Regions from separate parts of the Homo sapiens genome. Here all the other regions are linked to region 3. Evidence: chromatin contacts called from ENCODE Hi-C data. All regions are on one chromosome and are shown on one strand. Each heading gives the region's core, a stretch centred on a gene start or an enhancer-like site at or near the end of the contact. The rest is flanking DNA. Distances are from core to core; before and after follow the strand shown. Region 1 holds the start of TBC1D12 (TBC1 domain family member 12). Region 2 holds the start of BLNK (B cell linker). Region 3 holds the start of PDLIM1 (PDZ and LIM domain 1).

Region 1 (4,578 bases), core at 702-3,201, 890 kb before region 3:
TGGCCTCTTGATGTTTTTTTAAATTGAGTGTTAGGTACATGCATGCCCATTTTATTGACATTTTATTATATAAAGGTTATATTCCCTCTTATATCTGTATGTATAGGTATTTTTATATGAAATAAATTTTAAATGCTTGACAATAATGTCTCCTCTACGACTTCTATTTTCTGTTCTTGCATTCACTAACATACTTTTAGAATGAATGAGTGGTCTATATTCTATATACTTTTATAGAATGAGTGGTCTATATTTTCTGCTTCGTTTTATCCACAACTGATGCCTCTTCAATTTCTTGCAATACAACTTTTTTGTCCTGAAATAATGAAACATTTGGGTCTGTGCCCGACCCTTATCATTATTCTTTCTTCCTAGGTAATGTTACTCATGATTCATCCACCTACTTGCATTATACAGATGACGCCTAATCTGTGTCTCTGAACCTAAACCCTAACCCAAGTTTTATTATTTATTTATTTGAAACAGTTTCCCTCTTGTTGCCCAGGCTGGAGTGCAGTGGTACGATCTGGGCTCATTGCAACTTCAGCCTCTCGGGTTCAAGCGATTCTCCTGCCTCAGCCTCCCAAGTAGCTGGGATTACAGGTGCCCACCACCATGCCCAGCTAATTTTTCGTATTTTTAGTAGGGACTGGGTTTCACCATGTTGGCCAGGCTGGTCTCGAACTCCTGACCTCAGGTGATCCACCTGCCTCGGCCTCCCAACGTGTTGGGATTATAGGCGTGAGCCACTGCGCCCAGCCAACTCAAGTTTTAGAACTCTATATGCTGGATATTTTCAGTCGTTTACTTTACCAGATGTATTTCCCCTATTAATCGTTTTTTTCCTATCCACTTTTCTATTTCTTCAAACCATATCAGTTTCAGTCTCATATCTTTGTAGTAATCATTGGTTACTCTCTCTTCTGTCACTTCTGATCAGTTATCAAGTCTTTCGTCTTTTACTTTAAATATACTTCATTTCCACTCAATGGTCAATCATCCCATTTTAATCCACTATCGCAGAGTGCTGGAATTATTTCAATAGCTCCTCTCTGCCTGACCACTTCCTCTCCCTCCTTAGGTGATAATCTTTTTTTCTTGTTTGAGACGGAGTCTCGCTCTGTCGCCCAGGCTGGAGTGCAGTGGCGCGATCTCGGTTCACTGCAAGCTCCGCCTCCCGGGTTCACGCCATTCTCCTGCCTCAGCCTCCCGAGTAGCTGGGACTACAAGCGCCCGCCACCATGCCCAGCTAATTTTTTTGTATTTTTAGTAGAGACAGGGTTTCACCGTGTTAGCCAGGATGGTCTCCATCTCCTGACCTTGTGATCCACCCGCCTCGGCCTCCCAAAGTGCTGGGATTACAGGCGTGAGCCACCGCGCCCGGCCGGTGATAATCTTTTAAACAGAGGACTGTGATGAAACATGGTGCTAGGTGAGCAAGATAACTTAGGATATCTTTCTTTTGTGTTAGATGAAGTGAAGAAGGGAGGGTGTTGACCCTCCTGGATGAAGTGATGAAGCCCTGAACTGTGGCAATGATGCCGGAGAAGGATGTAAAAATCGTAAAGTCGACTGGTGACCAATTAGAGCTGGAAGGACTTACCCACGCTAACACCTCCCAAATATGGGAGTATTTTACTACCATAAATGAAATACATCAAGTGAATTTTTGCTAAGCGAGCAATACCCGCGCTTCGGTAAGAACTGTCACGCTTAGAGCGGGCCAACCAGCTTCCACCATCCAGATGGCGGATCCTAGATTGGCAGCCTGCGTCTCTCTAGCTACCGTCTCTATGGTTCGGGGAATCTCCAGGTCGGGGCTTGACCGGTCCGACTTTTGCGCGTGCGCGAGTCCTGGCGCGTGCCCGCCCTCAAGCAACTGTCCGACCCAGCGGGTGGGAGGGGTGGGTCTGGGAACGTTGCGGCGGCTGTCGCCGCGGCCCCAGCACCCAGAGCTGTTCTCTGGCCAAGCCTGCGCCTGTAGTCCTTCTTTGCCTCCTGGGGCGGCCGCCACCCACCCCCAGATGGTGGGTCCGGAGGATGCCGGAGCCTGCTCGGGAAGAAACCCCAAGTTGCTCCCGGTGCCTGCGCCGGACCCCGTGGGCCAGGACAGGAAGGTAATCCGGGCCACGGGCGGCTTTGGCGGAGGCGTCGGCGCTGTGGAGCCGCCGGAGGAGGCTGACGAGGAGGAGGAGGCTGACGAGGAGGAGGAGACGCCGCCTCGGCAGCTCCTTCAGCGTTACCTCGCGGCGGCCGGGGAGCAGCTGGAGCCGGGGCTCTGCTACTGTCCGCTCCCCGCTGGCCAGGCCGGCGCCCCGCCGCCCTCGGCAGCCCCACGATCGGACGCCTGCCTGCTGGGCTCGGGCTCCAAACACCGCGGCGCGGAGGTGGCTGATGGCCGCGCGCCGCGGCACGAAGGCATGACCAACGGCGACTCGGGTTTTCTGCCGGGCCGGGACTGTCGCGATCTGGAAGAGGCTCGCGGGCTGGCGCGCGCCGGCGGCCGGGAGTCGCGCCGCCGCCGCCCCTACGGCCGCCTTCGCCTGGAGGGGCCTGGCGACGAGGACGCGGACGGCGCGGGAAGCCCGTCCGATTGGGCCTCTCCGCTTGAGGACCCGCTGCGGAGCTGCTGCCTGGTGGCCGCGGACGCCCAGGAGCCCGAGGGCGCGGGCAGCGACTCGGGGGACAGCCCCGCCAGCAGCTGCAGCAGTAGCGAGGACTCAGAGCAGCGGGGAGTCGGCGCCGGGGGTCCCGAGGAGGGCGCGCCCCCTGCCACCTCGGCCGAGAGGACTAATGGGGGTGCGGAGCCGCGCCTGGGCTTTTCTGACATTCACTTCAACTCTCGCAACACGTTCCAGGTGAGCCGCGGTCAGAGCGCCCGCGATCACCTGCCCCCGGCGGGGCCGCCGGTGCCCTTGCCCGCCGCGGAGCAGGGTCCTGCGGGGGCTTCGGCCCGGGCTCGACGGAGTGGCGGCTTCGCGGACTTCTTCACCAGGTACAGCGCAGGCTGCATGGGACTCGGGGCGGGTCCGGGGCCGGGGCCGGAGCCGGGGTCTTGGTGGGAGTCGGAGCCGGAGCCGGAGCCGGAGCGGAGAGCTTGGTCGGCCGCTTCCGTGCCAGCCCCACACGCGTCAGGACTTAGCTTTGATTTGTCACTGGAGGAAGAGGAACTGGGTCGGCTTTGTGTTTCTATAGGAGAAGTTGTGAGCTCTGTGGACAGCGAGTCTTTCTGTTGCCTTGTCCGCGGGAGGCTGTACCTGCCATTCATACCTGGCTTCTGAGCAGTCAGGTTGGGCCAGCTGTCTAGTGCCACATATGCAGTTGCCTTTTCTGGAAAAGCAGATAACCATCTCCGTCTCCAATTTTTAAAAATTTTACTACAAACATTTAGGTTGTTGGGGGGGTGGTGAGGGGAGGCGGTATGTGTGTACGGGTGTGGTTGTGAAAGAGAGAAGGAAGTCATTTTGTAGAGCTGTTTATTTGCTGTGCTTGCATAGCGTCTAAATCCATTCAAGTGGTTTGGGAATTCTTGAAATTAGAAGTGGTTGTGCTTCATAGTGTTTAATCGTTTGTTTCAGTGGTCTTTATTAAAATGCAGTTTGGTGTTTAGAATTTTATCCCAACTTTTTAAGCCAAAGTAGGGCTTTTACTAAGGAAAGCCTTTTTTCTAATCTCCCAGATAAGCCTCTCCTTTTTTTCCCCAATAACTTTAGTTTTTTTAAAAAATGGTATTGTATTTGTGATTTGACAGGATATTCTTGAAATTAAATTATGGGCCGGGCGCGGTGGCTCACGCCTGTAATTCCAGCACTTTGGGAGGCTGAGGCGGGCGGACTATTTGAGGTCAGGGGTTCGAGACCAGCCTGGCCAATGTGGTGAAACCCGGTTTCTACTAAAAATACAAAAATTAGCCAGGCGTGGTGGCAGGTGCTTGTAATCCCAGCTACTCGGGATGCTGAGGCAGGAGAATCACTTGAACCTGGGAGGTAGAGGTTGCAGTGAACCTAGATCGTGCCATTGCACTCCAGCCTGGGGGACAAGAGCGAAACTCCGTCTTTCAAAAAAAAAAAAAAAGAAAAGAAAGAAATTAAATTATGGTGCTGGACTTCGCAGATTTCAGGATGGAGGTTTGTTGATTTAATAGGGATAAATAAGAGTAGTCAGAAAATACTTAATACACCTTACTGTAAGAGCAGTCCTGTAATCCCAGCACTTTGGGAGGCCGAGGTGGGTGGATCACCTGAGGTCAGAGTTCGAGACCAGCCTGGCCAACATGGTGAAACCCCGTCTCTACTAAAATATACAAAAATTAGCCGGGCATGTTGGCAGGCGACTTAATCCCAGCTACTTGGGAGGCAGAGGCAAGAGAATCGTTTGAACCCAGAAGGCGGAGGTTGCTGTGAGCTGAGATCGAGCCATTGCACTGAAACCTGGGGAATAAGAGCTAGACTTCTCTCAAAAAAAAAAAAAAAAAGGCAGTTTTCCTTGAGTTAGATTTTGACACGCCTTTTTCTTCTTCTTCTTCTTCTTTTTTCTTAAGTCCCCAGGCAAATAGGAAAATATTCCCAACTTGTAAAA
Region 2 (4,885 bases), core at 408-2,907, 980 kb after region 3:
CCAATTCTCCAGTATTTTATAATTTTACCCACCTCTCAAAGCCTACCTCTTAAAAGTATCTTCTCTATGAAACCTCCTCCTGCTACTCTAAGTCTCTTCTTACATTCCTTCTGTCGCTTACAGCTTCCATTGTATCACCCCCGCCCCTCATGAGGGTGTAGCTATTTGAGACCAAGGGCAAGAATGAGGTGCCTTCTTGTCCCGTCAGTGCTGATCACACAGCAGCACTCAACAGCATGTTCTTGAAATGGTTGAACACAGCTGATGTTGCCTACTGATCCCAGATCATTGATGCATTTCACATTACCTTTTACCAAGCACCTCCTAGGCATAAGACCTGTATTCTACTGTGAAGGGTTGTCCCTCTGCCAATCCAGACTTTCTCTTAAATATTGTCTCAAAAGCTTCAATTCTCTGGCTCATTGTTATCTGTGATTACTTGTCTGCTACATGTGTCACATCACCCCCTGAACATTTGGCTAAGTTCTAATATGTAGTCAGAATAGAAAACACTCCCTGAACAGAGGGGAACATCACACACCGGGGCCTGTCAAGGTGGGGGACTAGGGGAGGGAGAGAATTAGGAGAAATACCTAATGTAGATGACAGGTCGATGGGTGCAGCAAACCACCATGGGATGTGTATACCTATGTAACAAACCTGCACCTTCTGCACATGTACCCCAGAACTTAAAAGTATAATAAAAAAAAAAAACTGTTAAAAAATGTGAAAAAAAAACTGCACTCCCAGAACTTTAAAAGTTCCAGTCTCTGAAAGCCATGATGCCATTACAATGAGACAAAAAGAAGACCTTCAAAAGCAAAATTTGGGGAAGTTGTCTTTTCCATAGCTCCTTGACTCACGCCCATGGGGCCGCTTCTGGTTTATTCTTTTTGAGAGGCTTGTTATGGATATTGTTACATTGACATGAGGGCATTGGAAAGACAGATCTAATCCCCCCAAACACACTTGTCATATACACCCACAAAATAAATGAGACAATAAAACAATGAATAACAAATGATTACAGCTATCCTTAAAATTAAATAGTAACCTGCAATAAAATGGGTGAGGACTCAGTTTAGAGAAACCCTTCCTTAGAAAAGTTGGTTGCATTCAGATTCTAAAAGTTGACCTTCAGTAGAATCTAAGCCCTTGGCATTTGTTTTATTATCTTTCCAGAGCTTTACACTTTATTGTAAGAGGCAGCTAAAGCAAGTCTCTCTTGTTCCTACACATTTCTTTAAGAACTCAGTTCACTTCCCTATAGCAAGTGCCACCCAATGCTTTCCCTAAAAGCTCAGTCCACTTCCCTATAGTAAGTGCCACCCACTGGAAACTAGCAAAGCATTCCAGGATTTCAGTATTTCTGAGATGCCATAAGAGCACTGGGGGGAAAAAAAGGAGATGAAGAAGGGTATTGGGTGGGGAAAATCTTACCTCAACTTCTGACTGGCGGGGACGGTTATTTTATTAAGCTTGTCCATTCTGTTTGGTAATTGTAAGAGACACGAATAACTGTCCAGTGGTCACGTCAGCAGTTCCTGGCCCTCCTAGGGAGCAGCATGGTAAGCCTCTGGTCTCAAGGGTTCCGGCCACTCAAGTCTGATTTCTGAGAGTGCAGGCTGCTGGCAAACACCCCTGCTCTAGGGAGAAGTAAAACTTGCCCGAGCACATAGTCAAGTTTCATGTTTCTACATAATCATGTGATCTGGATAGCCAGCCAGCTTGGTGATTACTCCACTTTGTGTAAACTTTAATAATGAAACCTATTGGGCAGGCAAATTTCTTTCCAGCTGCTTTCTTTTACAATCAGATTTGTAACCAGGTTAGGACAAGTTTCTGGCTGGTCACTACTTCCTGTTTGTCCCAAACACATATAGTCTGTTTCCAGCAGGTGCATGCTATAACTGGGAACTTCCTGGGCTCAAGGAAAAGCAGAGTAATCAAGTCCATCTGAACCTCTCTTGGAGACTTTCTGCTTATTTGCATAAAGTTATGGATAAGCTTTTTCTACTTATAGAACCATTATATAAAAATGGCATTTTTGTGCTTTTTCCTACCCCCCGATGCGGGCAATACGTTTAAAAATAAATATCAGGTTGTCAGTGGCATGGTGGTAACAGTTTACTCAGAGAATTAGAGTATCTCTTTTTCTGGAGCTCTATTTAAAATGGGATGGGCAATTCTCTGTTCATCTGGGGGTAGGGATGGATGACTCAGGAAAGGGGAGATGAACTCTATCGTCAGATGTGCAGCCTCCTTATTGCCTGATAGAGTCAGGAGTTACCTCGCCGATAGCCAGATGCTTTCAAACAAACCAGGATGTACCCAAAAGTCAGATGAGAACAAATCTAACAGTTTCACAACAATGCAATTCCTACATCAGGCCATTCTGAAGTCCTAAAAGCAGAATGCCATTCCCCTCCTTGCATTTGCCTCTTTCTGTCCTGTCCACCACTTGCTCATCACACCCAGTGACACGCCAGACACGAGGCCATCTCAAGGTCAGACAGGTGGGGTGAGGCTGGGAGGAGGGAGCCATACCTGTAGGGGCTGAACCTATTCAGAGAACTCTACTTCCCTCCTGGAAGACTTTATATTTCCTTCTGCCTAATCTGAAAAATGCTGATTTACCTGTTGTTTAAAGAGCAGCCCGCAGTCCAGGGTCAAGGAGGAAGAAAATGGGAGGGAAGTGACCTTTTGTACCTGGACACACTTTTCTGCAGCCATTGAGAATGCCCTGCTCACCCTTGTGGAATAAAGTACACGTTTCCAACATTTATCAAGGGAACCAGTCTTCTCCTGGGTCAGAATACACAGCAGGACAAAGTAAAGAGCTCTCAGTTACCTCTCCTGTTGCAGACCCAAGATCTGGCTGAAGACAGTGGGGAAAGAGGAGAAGACAGAAGAGGAGAAGGAGGTGGAGGAAGAGGAGGAGGAGGAGGAGGAAGAAGCGGAGGAGGAGGAGGAAGAAGAAGCGGAGGAGGAGGAGACAGAGGAGGAGGGGGAGAAGGAACAGCGGCAGTGGTAGAGGTGGAAACCGTGGATGGATTTCTTCCCTCCTGTGCCTCTTCTTTGCACAAATGGATGTTCTGTCTTTTTCCAGGTAACCTTGATTATTCACATTCATCACTGCCTATGAATTTCTGGTTTGACCAGATGTTTAGGAGCAGAATCTTCAGAGCTGTTGAAGGGTGGGGCCCTTCTGCTTGGCCAGGACACTGACTTGGCCAGGCCAGCAAGAGAGCAGACAATGTTGCATGAGAAAAATGCAAGTGCTTGTCTCCTGCCATCATTCATTTTCCCCAATCTGGCTGCTCAATTTTCTTGCAGTGCATCCTGAAGGAGCTCTAGACCCTGCCTCCTCCTCTCCCATAGTTCCTAACTGAAAGAAACAAGTAGACTAGGATGGTAAAGGCACATACAATGTCATCAAAGATCAGGAAATTCAGGCTTCACTGAATGAAATGATAATAGTCAGCTCGTTCTTTCTGAATTATTGTAAAATGCACCCCATAAGTCACTTGACTTTTCTCTCCACCAACAACTTTGCTCAACACCTGGCTGACAACTTCATATTTCCCCAGAGAAAAAGACCAGAGGCAAAGGTTACACTTCTGCTTTTTCTTTTTACAGCCACTGGTCTTTCTTCTTTTTACTGTATTTAGTCTAACATGATGAAAATGAGAGACTGTGTTTCCAGACTGGACATTTTACCCCATGTGAAATACAGTGTGACAGCCTAATGTTCCAGGCCTGCCACAACTGCTTTGGCTTCTAAGTTGCTCCATGACTAAATGAAAATTTTAAATTATTTGACTCTAATTTTGAAGTGGGGAAAACCTGTTTTTTTTTTTTTTTTTTTTTTTTTTTTTTGAGACGGAGTCTTGCTGTCACCCAGGCTGGAGTGCAGTGGCACGATCTTGACTCACTGCAAGCTCCGCCTCCTGAGTTCACACCATTCTCCTGCCTCAGCTTCCTGAGTAGCTGGGACTACAGGCACCCGCCACCATGCCTGGCTAATTTTTTGTATTTTTTAGTAGAGACAAGGTTTCACCGTGTTAGCCAGGATGGTCTCGATCTCCTGACCTCGTGATCCGCCCGCCTCGGCCTCCCAAAGTGCTGGGATTACAGATGTGAGCCACCACACCTGGCCGGGGAAAACCTTTTTAAGCAAAACACAAAAAGGAAAAACAGTGGTAAATCTAGATACATATAAATTTAAACTTTTATGTGACAAATGCACCATAAATGAAAGTCAAAATACAAATGACAGGCCCCATAACTGGATTACCAAAAAGGTTAATGCAAAGATGGAAACTGATGATACCAAGCCTTAGTTGGTAACTTATAAAAGGAATGAAACCACACAACGTGGTTCCACAGCGCACACAGAACGATATACCATGATAAGCCTTTAAGGTCGGTCTACATAGCACAGTGGACATGGAAATTAATGAATCACTAGATTCACAGATGAGAAATTGACAATCCCAACCTTAAAGAAAATTTGGAGTGCCTATACACTGTTGCTAAAAGTATAAGGTGCAATGGTTTGGAAACAGTTTGGTATTTTCCAATAAATTTGATGGCATGCATACCTATGACCCAGCATGGATCACAGATATTGCGGAGCACTCCTAACTCTGTATATCAAAGCATGTGCTAGAATTTTCACTGAAGCACCATTTCTTTTCTTTTCTTCTTCTTCTTTTTTTTTTTTAAGATGGAGTCGCACTCTGTTGCTCAGGCTGGAGTGCAATGGTGCGATCTTGGCTCACTGCAACCTCCGCCTCCCAGGTTCAAGCAATTCTCCTGTCTCAGCCCCCCTGTAGCTGGGAATAGAGTTGCATGCCACCATGTCTGGCTAAGTTTTGTATTT
Region 3 (4,408 bases), core at 215-2,714:
GAAGCATGGGTAGGACTGTGGCTGGCAGACAAGTCAAGAGGAGGCCACCAATTCTTCTCCTGCACCTCCCACCAAACTCCTTCAGCTGCTGGACGCAGGAGCTTGAGTCAAAAGGATCCATAAGGATATTTCCCTTTCTTCTCCACCCTTCCCCCAACCCCAAGTGAAAAAGAAGGATGTTTAGAAAGTCTGGGAGACAAGCTGAAGGGCAGCTTCAGCAGGCAGATGAGCCCAAGAATGGAATGTGCCGCCTACAGGCAAGGAGTGGCCATGGGTGGGGAGAAAGGGGACTTCTTTTTCTCCCTTTCCTCATTCGAGGTACTTACTGAGTCTCTTCTTGGTGCCCAAGCACTGAACGTGACATCTCTTAGTGGGACATCAACCTGTGTTTGGCCAGATTAAATGGCCAAAGCCCAGACCTCTGAACACTGAGTCTGGGTCTCCCTGGGGGTTTCACTTTATTAGGGGGGCAATGGTTCTGGTGGCCCCTGATTCAACGTGAGTCCTTCTAAAGATCCGAAGCCCCTCTTAGATTTCAAGCACCTCAACCCCACCCCAGGTGGACACCCCATCGCAGTATCTACTCATGCCCTGAGAAAAAAGGGCTGGTGCGGGGAGGGGAAAGAGATAATCTGGGAATGCTAGGAAGAATGACGGCGGGGCCACGTTCTGCAGAGGGGAGAATGACCAAGAGGGTTTACTTGAGTTTGTTTGTTGTGTTTATTTCCCGAATCCAGCACATTCTCCAAAAGCCATTCGAGGGGCGAGCCTCGGCCGTGGGTCAAGTCCAAAGAGCGTGTTTCGGTTGTTTTTTTAGGTTAATCCCACTTGCCCCCCACCCCAGTAAACTTCCCACCCACCCCACCTCACTTTCCAGGTCTTTCCTGTTGCGTTCGGCTGCACTGCGATCTGGGAAGAAGGGAGAAGTGCCATCTCCCAGCGCGCGGGATCTGCGGGGACCCTCGTCCCCTCGCTGGTTGACAAAGAACTAACACCCGCCCCGCCGCGCTTCCGGGGCCAAAGAACGAAAACTGCCTTCTTTTTTTCTGGCGGACACGGAGCGCGCCCGCGGCGGGCCGACCAGCCCGGGAGCGCAGCCTCCGCGAAGGGGCGGCGGGGAGCGGCGGGGCCCGGGCGCGCGGAGAGCGCTCAACTAACAGCGCACCTGGACGCGCCCGGCTGCGGTTCCGACTCCGTCCCCGACCGCGCCCGCGGGGCCCCAGTCTCCGCATATCACCTCCCATAGCGCCCCGCTTCCACGCACGTCCCAGCTGCTCTTACCCGGGAAATGGCGAGAGGCTGCTCGAAGTCCTTGCCGCCCACGAGGCGGAAGCCCCACGGCCCCGGGCCCTGGAGGTCTATCTGCTGGGTGGTCATGGCGCGGCTGTGGCGGGCGACGACCCGCGGGGACAGACGGGCAGGACGCGCGGAACAGCTTGCAGGGCACCCCCGGCGGCTGTCGGAGAAAGAGCGGCGCGGCGCGGGCCCGGGGAGCCTGGGGCTGGCGGGGGCAGGGCAACCGCGAGGGCCAGGGCGGGGGCGGCTCCGCCCAGGCCGCGTAGCCGCCCGCCGCCCCGCCCGTCCTCCCGCCCGCAGCCGCTCCCCGCCCTGCGCGCCGGCCTGGGGGCCCTGGCCCGGAGTCCCGCCGAGAGAGCGCGAGTCAGATGCGGGGCCGGGGCTCTCAGCAGCTCTGCCCGGGACCCCACACCGCCTCCCTCCCTCCTGTACGCACGGCCGCACCGCGGCTCTCGGGCCCGGGGCGGGTGCTAGGTGAGAGGGAAGCAGGTCCTGACAGCGAGACAAACTCGCGCCTCGTGCTTTGTAAAACGAGAAATTTGAAGTGCTGTGCCAAGTCAGCCCTCTGAGGTCGGCTCCGACTTCCCATTTGCTTTTTGTAATCGGTAATGATGTTTAAAAGGTGCTTTCGAACGATCTCATTTGATGCTGAGGCAACCGGGACGTTTAGTCCCATTTTACAGATGAAGTAACTGAGTCTGCTCAGTAGGTGAGAAGACTTGCCCGACGCTACACCACTCGTCAGCATCTGGACCACTGCCCGGGCCCAGTGCTGCAGAACCCCATCCTGGAACTTTTATAATGCTAATGAGACCATCACTCAGGTTATAACTGAACTTCAAGGCCTTCCTAGAAATCTTTCCTCCAGGCTGGAGTTCATGGTAGGTTCTGACCTCAACAGTTCAAACCTCAAGTTTGGGGCGGGCCAAGGGCCAAGTCAATGCAAAAGAAGAGCTGAGTCCGGGACCTGGATTCCCAGCCTCCCACCAGCTTCCTAGCCAGGCTCCCCCTGACGCCCTCCCGGTGGAGTGCATTCTCCACGCCGGACCAGACCATTTCTCATGCTGTCCATGGCGTCCCCACCTCACCACCAGTGAAAACCCAGATCCTTACAATGCCTACAAGGCCACCCCTAGAATGGCCCCAACTCCCTCTCTGACCCCAACTCCTCCTGCCCTTTCCTCACCTGCCCCCCAGTCTGCCAGGCTGTGCTCCTTGCTCCTAACTCAGGGCCTTGCCTCAGGGCCCTGTCTGCAATGCTGTTCTCCCAGACATCCCCACCACTCTCTGTCATTTTCTAGGGGCCGGACACGTGGCTCACGCCTGGAATCCCGGCACTTTGGGAGGCTGAGTCAGGAGGATCAGTTGAGCCCAGGAATTCTAGACCAGCCCCAGCAACACGGCAAGACCCTGTCTCTACAAAAAAATTTAAAAAAATAAAAATTAACCAGGTTTGGTGGGGCACACCTGTCCCAGCTTCTAGGGAGACTGAGGTGGGAGGATGGCTTGAGCCGGAGAGGTCAAGGCTGCAGTGAGCTGTGGTCGTGCAACTGTACTCCAGCCTGGGTGACAGAGTGAGACCCTATCTCAAAAACTAAAAAATAAAAAAAATGCAAATGTCATTTTCTGAGGTCATCTCTGAGCATCATTTAAGATATCCTCTCTAGAATGCTCTATTACCTTCCCCTGCCTTATTTTTTTCTTTTGTATGTATCACCATCTGGCATTCTCTATATTTTGTATATTTATTTGTTCCACCCCCACTCTTAAGCATTAATTCCATAAGGACAGGGGTTTTTATCTGTTTAGATCACTGCTGTGCCCCAGTGCCTAGAATAGTGCCTGGCACATAGTACTTAATGTATATAACACATTGGCCATCCTCAGGACCACTTACCCTCTCTGGGCCCAGTTTCTTCGCAGTTTTCTTGGCACCCATTCATCCTGGTACCCAGGCCCCAGCACAGTGCTTGGCATAGAGCCCATGCTCAATGAGTTTGTTCCCTGTGCAGCTCTGTCTCCCTGTGATCCTGGCCTACCTACTGAAGAGCCCTGTGCACAGATTTACACATAAAAAGATTATCTTGCTTGTCCAATTGTGTGACAGCACAAATGCCTATGTTTGGGAATAGTTTGTTTGCTTTTAGAAATCCAAGTGGAGGGCCGGGCACGGTGGCTCACACCTGTAATCCCAACACTTTGGGAGGCCAAGGTGGGCGGATCACCTGAGGTCTGGAGTTCGAGACCAGCCTGACCAACATAGAGAAACCCATCTCTACTGAAAATACCAAAAATTAGCCGGGCGTGGTGGCGCATGCCTGTAATCCCAGCTGCTCGGGAGTCTGAGGCAGGAGAATCACTTGAACCCGGGAGGTGGAGGTTGTGGTGAGCCGAGATCACGCCATTGCACCCCAGCCTGGGCAACAAGCGCGAAACTCGGTCTAAAAAAAAAAAAAAAAAAGGAAATGAAAGTGGAGTTGTATGATTATACATCCCTCTCAACCTCTTGCAACCTGATATTCTTTCCTGAACCTGAGAAAAAGAATGGTGTTATAGCCAGTAACCAGCCACCTGCTTTATGAACACCAAAAATACATTCTCTTTGTTTAAGATTCTGTTGATTAGAAAGCATGACTGTGTTTCAAGTCCCTGCAGAATTTGCAGGAATCACCGAATTCTGAATCTGTCCCTAGATGTGTAACCATCTTGAATATTTTCTGTCCTAGAAGGAGAAAAGGGTTGAAAAGTCACAGCTTCTGTGCTTCTGAAGGCAGAGACTGCCTTTCATTCATTCCAAGTGCCCTGCTAGCATGGACCTCAATCACAGTAGGTGTCAATAAGTGTTTATTCCGTACAATAGTCTATACAGACATAGTGCACTAATGTGTTAGCAAAATGTCTGTGAGACTTGAGTCCTCAGTTGCTTTGTTTTTAAATGTCCTCGGTTGTAGTCTGGCTCTACATAACAAGAGCTATAAAACAGTCAGCCCTTTGACCCAGTCATCCACTTTCTGGGCAACAATTCCAAGGACATAATTTTTAAAAAGAAAAATGCTGTATGTATACAGATATTTATAGCTGCATTATTTATAATGACAAAAAACTGGAATCA

Evidence for each region. Hi-C counts contacts between places; a loop is a spot of excess contacts on that map. Pooled maps may share reads with other maps.
Region 1: a pooled map shows a loop between it and region 3 (5-fold over the local background). The contact joins the promoter of TBC1D12 here to the promoter of PDLIM1 in region 3. A Hi-C loop is called at or near these places in 1 of 168 maps with a recorded cell type or tissue (CD4-positive, alpha-beta T cell), 3 of 37 single-sample maps with no recorded cell type and 3 of 50 pooled maps.
Region 2: a map of GM12878 shows a loop between it and region 3 (4-fold over the local background). The contact joins the promoter of BLNK here to the promoter of PDLIM1 in region 3. A Hi-C loop is called at or near these places in 4 of 168 maps with a recorded cell type or tissue (GM12878 and OCI-LY7), 26 of 37 single-sample maps with no recorded cell type and 6 of 50 pooled maps.

Annotation. Positions count from the first base shown.
Region 1 is chr10:94,400,590-94,405,167 of GRCh38, forward strand. TBC1D12 (TBC1 domain family member 12) reads left to right here and starts at 1,952. Exons shown (of 13, transcript NM_015188.2): 1 at 1,952-2,995. The coding sequence starts at 2,025. RefSeq lists enhancers at 1,700-1,859, 3,160-3,459 and silencers at 2,190-2,679, 2,750-3,079.
Region 2 is chr10:96,269,912-96,274,796 of GRCh38, forward strand. It overlaps BLNK (B cell linker), which reads right to left and starts at 1,658. Exons shown (of 17, transcript NM_013314.4): 1 at 1,441-1,658. The coding sequence starts at 1,487. RefSeq lists enhancers at 404-523, 554-603, 2,713-2,812, 3,299-3,348, 3,479-3,538.
Region 3 is chr10:95,289,539-95,293,946 of GRCh38, forward strand. PDLIM1 (PDZ and LIM domain 1) reads right to left here and starts at 1,465. Exons shown (of 7, transcript NM_020992.4): 1 at 1,282-1,465. The coding sequence starts at 1,377. RefSeq lists enhancers at 1-301, 4,026-4,115 and silencers at 1,023-1,132, 1,153-1,252, 1,303-1,692, 1,743-1,822, 3,466-3,535.